Linked DNA regions of Homo sapiens: regions 1 and 2 are each linked to region 3. A link is a loop called in an ENCODE intact Hi-C map of the cell type or tissue named here. Cell type or tissue: dorsolateral prefrontal cortex. All regions are shown on one strand.

Evidence for each region. Peaks named below come from ENCODE experiments on the same cell type or tissue, not always from the same donor. Only the 100,000 strongest peaks of a DNase experiment are listed, where the experiment ranks them.
Region 1: it touches region 3 in a loop (4-fold over the local background); 25 of 110 quality-filtered maps call a loop at or near these places.
Region 2: it touches region 3 in a loop (4-fold over the local background); 7 of 110 quality-filtered maps call a loop at or near these places.

What each region holds. Positions count from the first base shown.
Region 1 is chr10:25,725,109-25,727,608 of GRCh38, forward strand. All of the region lies in intron 2 of LINC00836 (long intergenic non-protein coding RNA 836), which reads left to right. Among named protein-coding and RNA genes, the nearest start is that of LINC00836, 75 kb to the left of the region's middle. In dorsolateral prefrontal cortex, CTCF peaks have their summits at 987 (motif pointing right) and 1,186; no DNase peak of the experiment used is centred here.
Region 2 is chr10:25,756,707-25,759,206 of GRCh38, forward strand. No RefSeq gene overlaps it. Among named protein-coding and RNA genes, the nearest start is that of LINC00836, 110 kb to the left of the region's middle. In dorsolateral prefrontal cortex, CTCF peaks have their summits at 1,413 (motif pointing right) and 1,615; DNase peaks (open chromatin) are centred at 353 and 1,433.
Region 3 is chr10:26,556,143-26,558,642 of GRCh38, forward strand. The region is part of intron 11 of APBB1IP (amyloid beta precursor protein binding family B member 1 interacting protein); the gene reads left to right. Among named protein-coding and RNA genes, the nearest start is that of LINC03028, 22 kb to the right of the region's middle. In dorsolateral prefrontal cortex, CTCF peaks have their summits at 1,111 (motif pointing left) and 1,315; DNase peaks (open chromatin) are centred at 104 and 1,130; H3K27ac peaks cover 598 bases; H3K27me3 peaks cover 579 bases.

The DNA of each region.
Region 1 (2,500 bases), 830 kb before region 3:
GCATATTGTGATGGACCTAAGCATAAAAACGAACAATTTCCTCTATATCTTTGGATCTTCATTCTGAAGGCTCCCATGTCACATAAAACTATGATCTAATAAATTTGTATGCCTTTTCTCTCATTAATCTGCCTTTTGTCAGTTGACTTTCAGTGAACCATCAGAGAGTGAAGGGGAAGTTTCCCGTGGCCCTGCGATAATAATATGCCATCGAATGAAGAGCGTGATGGCATCAATGCTCTCTATCTGAATGACCGTCTGTCTATTTGTGCTCTACCTTACAGAAATTTGTTGGAATCTGTGGCCCACTGAAGTTAGGGACAAAAAAGTCCCTAACTTCATTGATGATACTCTCTGTATATATTTTAATTTTTATTTACTTATTTATTTTTATTTATTTATTTATTTATTTTGAGACAGAATCTTGCTCTGTCGCGCAGGCTGGAGTGCAGTGGCACGATCTCGGCTCACTACAACCTCCGCCTCACGGTTCAAGCAATTCTCGTGCCTCAGCCTCCCAAGTAGCTGGGATTACAGGCACGTACCACCATACCCAGTTAATTTTTGTATTTTTAATAGAGACGGGGTTTCACCATGTTAGCCAGGCAGGTCTTGAACTCCTGACCTCAAGTGATCTGCCTGCCTTGGCCTCCCAAAGTGCTGGGATTACAGGAGTGAGCCACTGTGCCCGACCTCTATACATATATTTAAATTGTTACTTTCTTTCTAACATATATGTGATCTGTGATAGAAAATAATGTGTCATTAATCATAATTTCTAAACGTGGCATTTACGAAAACAACATTTTGCATTTTGAATGATAAATTTCCAGCTACAGTTACAAAAATATATCCGAGAAAATGAACCAAAAGAGACTGAGATGGAATTGCCAAGGCCTCTCTGTTGGATACTTCTTGTCCCACTGGTTTTCATCTTTCACTCCGGCGTGATAGCTTTTGACATGTAAATGTATCCATTCGAGGCCACTAGATGGCAGTCTACTCAAAAACACGGCTTGCTCCTTTTTCTTTCCACAAGGCTAAGGAATTATGTTAGCATTTGACCTGTTCTCTCCCTCCAAAACCTAGCAAACCCAAGTTTTCATGAGTTTGCTAAGAACAAAAGTAGTTATCCTGAGTACCTAATACCTGAACAAAAAGTTTTTGCTATTTTCAACAAAGGAAACATTTGTCACAACAGGAATTCACTGGAGTTAGACAGAGAAAGGGTCCCAGCCATGAGTTCACTAAAAGGTACAACATCTCTCCCTCTGTCTCTCTCCCTTTAACTCTCCTTCTTTCTCTCTTTCTTTCTTTCTTCCCGTCTTCCTTCCTCCCTCTTTCTTTTTTCTTTCTTCCCTCCCTCCCTTTATTTTCCCACTCCCTCCCCTCTTTCTTTTTCTCTTTCTTTCTTTCTTTCCTCTCTCTCTCTCTCTCTCTTCCTTCCTTCTTTCCTCTCTCCCCACTTCCTTAATATGGTTTGGCTGTGTCCCCACCCAAGTCTCATCTTGAATTATAGCTCCCATAATTCTCACATGTTGTGGGAGGAACCCAGTGGGAGGTAATTGAATGATGGGGGTGGGTCTTCCCATGCTGTTCCTGTGATAGTGAATAAGTCTTATGAAATCTGATGGTTTTATAAACGGCAGTTTCTCTGCACATGCCTTCTTGCCTGCTGCCATGTAAGACGTGCCTTTGCTCCTCCTTCACATTTTGCCATGATTATGAGGCCTCCTCAGCCATGTGGATCTGTGAGTCCATTAAAGCTCTTTTGTTATAAATTACACAGTCTCAGGTATGTCTTTATTAGCACCATGAAAATGGACTAATACACACCTTGTCCCACTCTTTCTTCTCTCCCTCCCTCCCTTTCTGTCTTCCTCCTTCACTCTCTCTCTTTCTTCCCTCTCACCCTCCCTCCCTTCCTTCCTTCACTTTGTTTATTTTTTGTTTCCTCACTTCTCTGGCATCTTCCGTGCTGGTTTCAGCCTCTGGAGTGTTGTAGAGGTGAAGAGGGAAAGCTTCCCCCTTCTCCCTCTGAAGGTCCACTGAAAATGAACTGACAAGAGGCCAATTAATAGGAAAAAACAGCATACAAATTTATTTTAACATGCATAGCACTGGGGAATCCCAGGAGAATGAATTCCCAATAACCCAATGAGGTCCAGATTCTTATATACTCTTCTTCAGAGGGGAAGAGGAGGTGAGAGTCTGTAGGAGAAAATGATTTTTAGGGAGGTCTGAAGGGACCCAGGAGGCAGATATTTATCTTGTAAATGATGCTCTTTAGAACTGAGAGGTAACAGAGAACAGATAACAGTTTGAGACAAAGTTCATTTGCATTCCAGGTATGGTGTTTAACTTCCCATCTCTTCCTCTGTGATGAGTTTTAATCTTCCCTGGTTAATGAAATTTCAGGGGACAGATGCAAGGGTTCCAATTGTGTTCTCTTTTGAAGCCTAGTTTCTAGGTTAACAAGGGGACTTCAGAGAACAGCCTC
Region 2 (2,500 bases), 800 kb before region 3:
GCTACTGCTCACTCTTTGGGTCCACACTGCCTTTATGAGCTGTAACACTCACCGCAAAGGTCTGCAGCTTCACTCCTGAAGACAGCGAGACCACGAACCCACCAGGAGGAACGAACAACTCCAGACGCACCGCCTTAAGAGCTGTAACACTCACTGAGAAGATCTGCAGCTTCACTCCTGAGCCAGCGAGACGACGAACCCACCAGAAGGAAGAAACTCCAGACGCGCCACCTTAAGAGCTGTAACACCCACCGCCGGGGTCCGCGGCTTCATTCTTGAAGTCTGAGACCAAGAACCCACCAATTCCGGATACACAAGCAATGCTGATTGCTTCACTTTGAAAGCTTTCCAGCCGGGTGCGGTGGCTCACACCTATAATCCCAGTACTTTCGGAGTCCGAGGCGGGCTGATCACTTCAGGTCGGTAGTTCGAGACCAGCCTGGCCCACATGGTAAAACCCCGTCCCGTCTCTACTAAAAATACAAAATTAGCCGGGCGTGGTGACAGGCACCTGTAATCCCAGTTACTCGGGAGGCTGAGGTAGGAGAATTGCTTGAGCCTGGGAGGCAGAAGTTGCAGTGAGCCAATATCGAGCCACTGCACTCCAGCCTGGGTGACACAGCAAGACTCTTTCTCAAAAACAAAACAAAACAAAACTTAAAAACTTTCTTTTTTTAAGTGTGAACATCCTCAAACCACACATCCTTGGAAAACCCCATGGGATCACTTCTACTCTCATGATGGTTGTCTTCTCTAGCATCTTGTGGTTACAAAGCATTTCAGGTAAGAGCACAGGCTTTCTGGCCAGGAAGACTTGAGGTGAGTCCCAGCTCTGTCATGTCATAGGTAGGTGACCTAGCTCTTAGCTATTAGGTTGGTGCCATTACTTTTAATGGCAAGAACTGCAATTACTTTTGCACCAGACTGAAAGCCTCTGTTTCATTCAAGAAAAAAGGAGACATTACACTGTTTCTTTCTTCATAGGGTTATTGTGCAGATTGAATGAGATAACGAATACAAAGGATTTAGCACATGCCTTAAAAATGTGTATTAGGTTATATTTTTTAAATGTCAGCTATACAAGTTAGATTACCATTATTTTAACAGTTCGTCTAATTCATTCTTGTGACATCTATTAGTTGTTTTTTATTTAGCCTTTCAGCCACTCTTGTCTCTCTGACTTGTTTGAAAGCCTTTAAAGCTTGGATCGTGTTTTGTTCCTTTGTATCCTCTTACACATAGCACAGGTTTTCCAAAAATATTTGTTGAGTTGATTTCATTTCATAATGTGTTCTCTTTAAATAGCAACCAGAAGCACAATTCAAAATAAACTGTAGATTTTGATAATGAATTTCTTTTCTTGTGATTAGTGGCTCTTTGTCTTGCTTTTGTCCTGAGCCTATGTTTTGAGATAACACTTGGGGGCAGCATTGAGTCAGTCTGCACTTCCCCTGTTGTGAACTAGAAGGAAATATGAAATCCAAAGGTAGGGGCTGACAGATAGGAAATGAATGTCTCCAAATACATCAGTAGCTTTAAAATGACTGTGCACTTTGCTACAGAAATCTATTTAAAAGCAGCACACCCTTCTGCAGATCTCAGGGGAGCTCTTGAGGATAAATGACTTGTTTTCTCTCTAACCCTGGGGGGCAATACAAACTGTAAGATGTTTAACCATTTACTCACACAGCAAAATGGAGCAAACCTACAAGCTACATTATAAAGGAAGATAAATTTAGCATGCATTTATGATGTGAAAAAGCACAGCTACTGCTCTGGTTGTTTAAATACTACATCAGTAATTGCAGTCCATTAAGTCAGTTAAACAAAACAGTGAATTAAAATTTTCCATTAGCCAGATTTTTTGCCCTACAACACTAAAGAGAAGAAAGGTAAATGTAGTAGCACAGCAAGTTGATAGCAGAGGTTCATTTGGTTAAGCAACTTTTTAAAACGTCCTATGCCCTGCACAGATGTTATCCAGTCTCCTATAGCCACAATTACATCACTACAAATATATGCTTAGATAATCTATCAATGTTCAGAATCTTTGCCTCTAGGTACTGCAAGATTCTTACCAGTTATAATAAAACTAGTGTGCCAATTATCTGATAAAACAAAGTACACTTGGTTGTTTCCAAAAAAAATTTTTGTAATGGTACAAAAAAAACTCATAGAAGACACTTTTTTTTTTTTTTTTTTAGCAACTTGGCCCTGTCTCTACCTCTCACCAGAATCTGAAGAAATTGCATATATTTTTGTACCAACAGGGTTCCTATGAAAACCAAATGGAAAAGTACAATAGGATACACCAGTTTCTTCACAGGTCCACAACCTAATTTGTGTTATACCTATTCCCTGATTAGTTACAGAGGTATTTATTCTTTATTTGTTCATTCAACATTCACTGAACATCCAATATGTGTCCAGTACTGGGAATATAAGGATGAATAACACATTATCTATGTTTTTAAAAAGTTCAGTCTAGGAGAAATGAACA
Region 3 (2,500 bases):
TTTATGATCGGGAACAATCAAATCAATTGCGAAAGAGCCTGGCCAGTGACACTGCACCAGCATTTTCCTGAAACCTCTTTGCAAATGATTATTCAGCAAAAGGCTCGGTTAGGCAATAAGCTCCTTGGCAAAGTCTCAAGACACGGTGGAGAACAAGCCCAGTGACTTGCTCTATAATGTCTGCAAGGCTGAACGATTTCTGCATCACCAAGGGAGCCAGAAAGGAGCTTTTTCCCATTAGGTAGCTCATCTTAGAACCATAAAATCTGAGGATTGCTAGAGACCTTAGAGGTCATAGAATCCTCCTGTATACATCCATAGCACACATATAGTGTAAGGAAGGAACTTGGTGAGACCTGACCTATAGCAAGGTTTATCACCCCATCATCAGGGGGCTGTTTTATGTTCAAAAGTCATTTTCTTTAAGGGAGTGACTACATTTTGCTCTATTTCAATGAATAACATTCTTAAGAAATTGTTTAGGGTGCTTGTTAAATGGCTAACTCTATATAAGCAGTTGCTTTGTGCATTTTGTTGCAAACACGATGAGATTTAGTCTGCTCTGGAAACTTGGTTCTCACGTGACATCTACCAAAAACAATAATAGATTATCTTGAAGGTAACAATGTCAGCTTTTTAAATGTCTGAGTGGGGGGTGGGTGGAATAGCTGCTTTCTAAGAACAATTATAAACATTCAATTGCTGAAGAGACCAATGCTTGCCTCTCTTACATGACAATCAGAACACAAATGCTGTTTGTAGGTCAGAGAGCCGTGTTTCTGGTGCTGAAAGACAAGGGCATTGGTTTGGCTTTGCACATGTTATTGTTGAAGGGAATGCTGGAGGCATTTGTGGGCTGTCATGTTCCAGCCAATAAGTGTTGGCTTTAGTATATTTTTCATCAATATGACCTTCAGGTTAATTAAGAAAACAAATCCTTTTTGCTATCGGGCCATATTACCTGAGTTGATAGATATTTCCAATTTTAAGGGCCTCCAAAGAGGATCATTATTGGAGTAACATTTGCAAAAATAAAATCTAACATTCAGAATGAGGGAGTAAGCATTGAACCGCCAAAACAGTAAAATGCCCAGCAGCCATTCAAAAGTGTTTGCTGTCATCTGCTGGCTAGACTGGAAAACTACAGCAACATTCAGGAGCCTGATGTGAAGTTCTCACCGTCGGTAGAGAGAATGTCTGTGTTCCTGTTTGCTATGCCCAAGCAAATAGGAATTGACCGTTCTTCGAGCAATGGAGATGCAATTTCTGAGGCCGAGTGACCTACATAGAGAATACATATTTAAAGACAAAAATATGAGTAGAGTTTCCTCAGTTGCCTGAAAAGACCAAAGAGAGGAATTTTTAAAAAATCATTTCTGAATTTTTCCGTAGTCTCTTCCAAGTCTGGGATTTGGGTTTAATAGCTTAATACAAACACAGAAATTCTAGGTGGTTAGTCAGGAGACCCCCAGGTTCTAGTGGGGTCACAGGGAGGAATATATAGTAACCTCTCTGAGCCTCAGTTTTCTCATTTGTGAAACCAAAAATTACTAAACTCTCGTCAAGCTCTTGGAGTCTATAAAGGTCTTGTTATCCTTTCTGGACAAAGATTACAATCCCACACGCTCTTGCTGGCTGAGTCATTAGAAAGTCTAGCAGAGTGACTAGACGCTGCCAGTCAGATTCCAACTGAAGTTTAAAGACACGAGACCCTTTGCTTAGAACAACTTTGAGAATAGCCATTTCCTTGGAGGTCAGTGATTTAAGATGGAAAGCGAAAGAGAAGTGGAGAGGTCCATGCAATACCCTAAGAGAGGAATTGGACAGCTTCCCTCCTTTCCTGCCAACTGAAGAGCAGATAGATGCTTCCAGCTCTCTTGGCTTTCCATTCCACTTTCAGCACCACCAGCAAATGAGGATTATCCTAGCAGGATTAATGAATCCTCTGAGGACAGGAGGAAGAAGAAAGAGGTGGTACCATACCACACACACACACAAACACACACACACACACACACACACACACGATGCTTGTGGTTAATTATTTTTCTACATAATAAAATGTATTATAATAAACCTTATAATGACCCATGAAAATTTACATGGCCCATATTAATATCTCAGAACCTATGTTTGGTTGCCGGCCCCTCGCCTGATGACGGTGATTTCTAACTGAACAGGAAATATTGTGCTTGTTTCTTGATTCTTCAAGTATTCTGACATCTGGACTGGAATACCTGCCATGCGCTGGCCATGTGCTAAGCACTGAGGGTCTTCAGCAGTGAATAAGACAGATGTAGTTCCCACCTTCATGGAAGACACAGTCTATCAGAGACAGACACATAAAACAGAAACTAACTGGGCTTGGTGGTTCACGCATGTAATCCCAGCACTTTGGGAGGCTAAGGTGGGAGGATCACTTGAGCCCGGGGTTTCAGCACCAGACTGGGAAACATAGCAAGAGTGTTTCTTTAAAAAAAAAAAAAAAAAGCCAAGCATG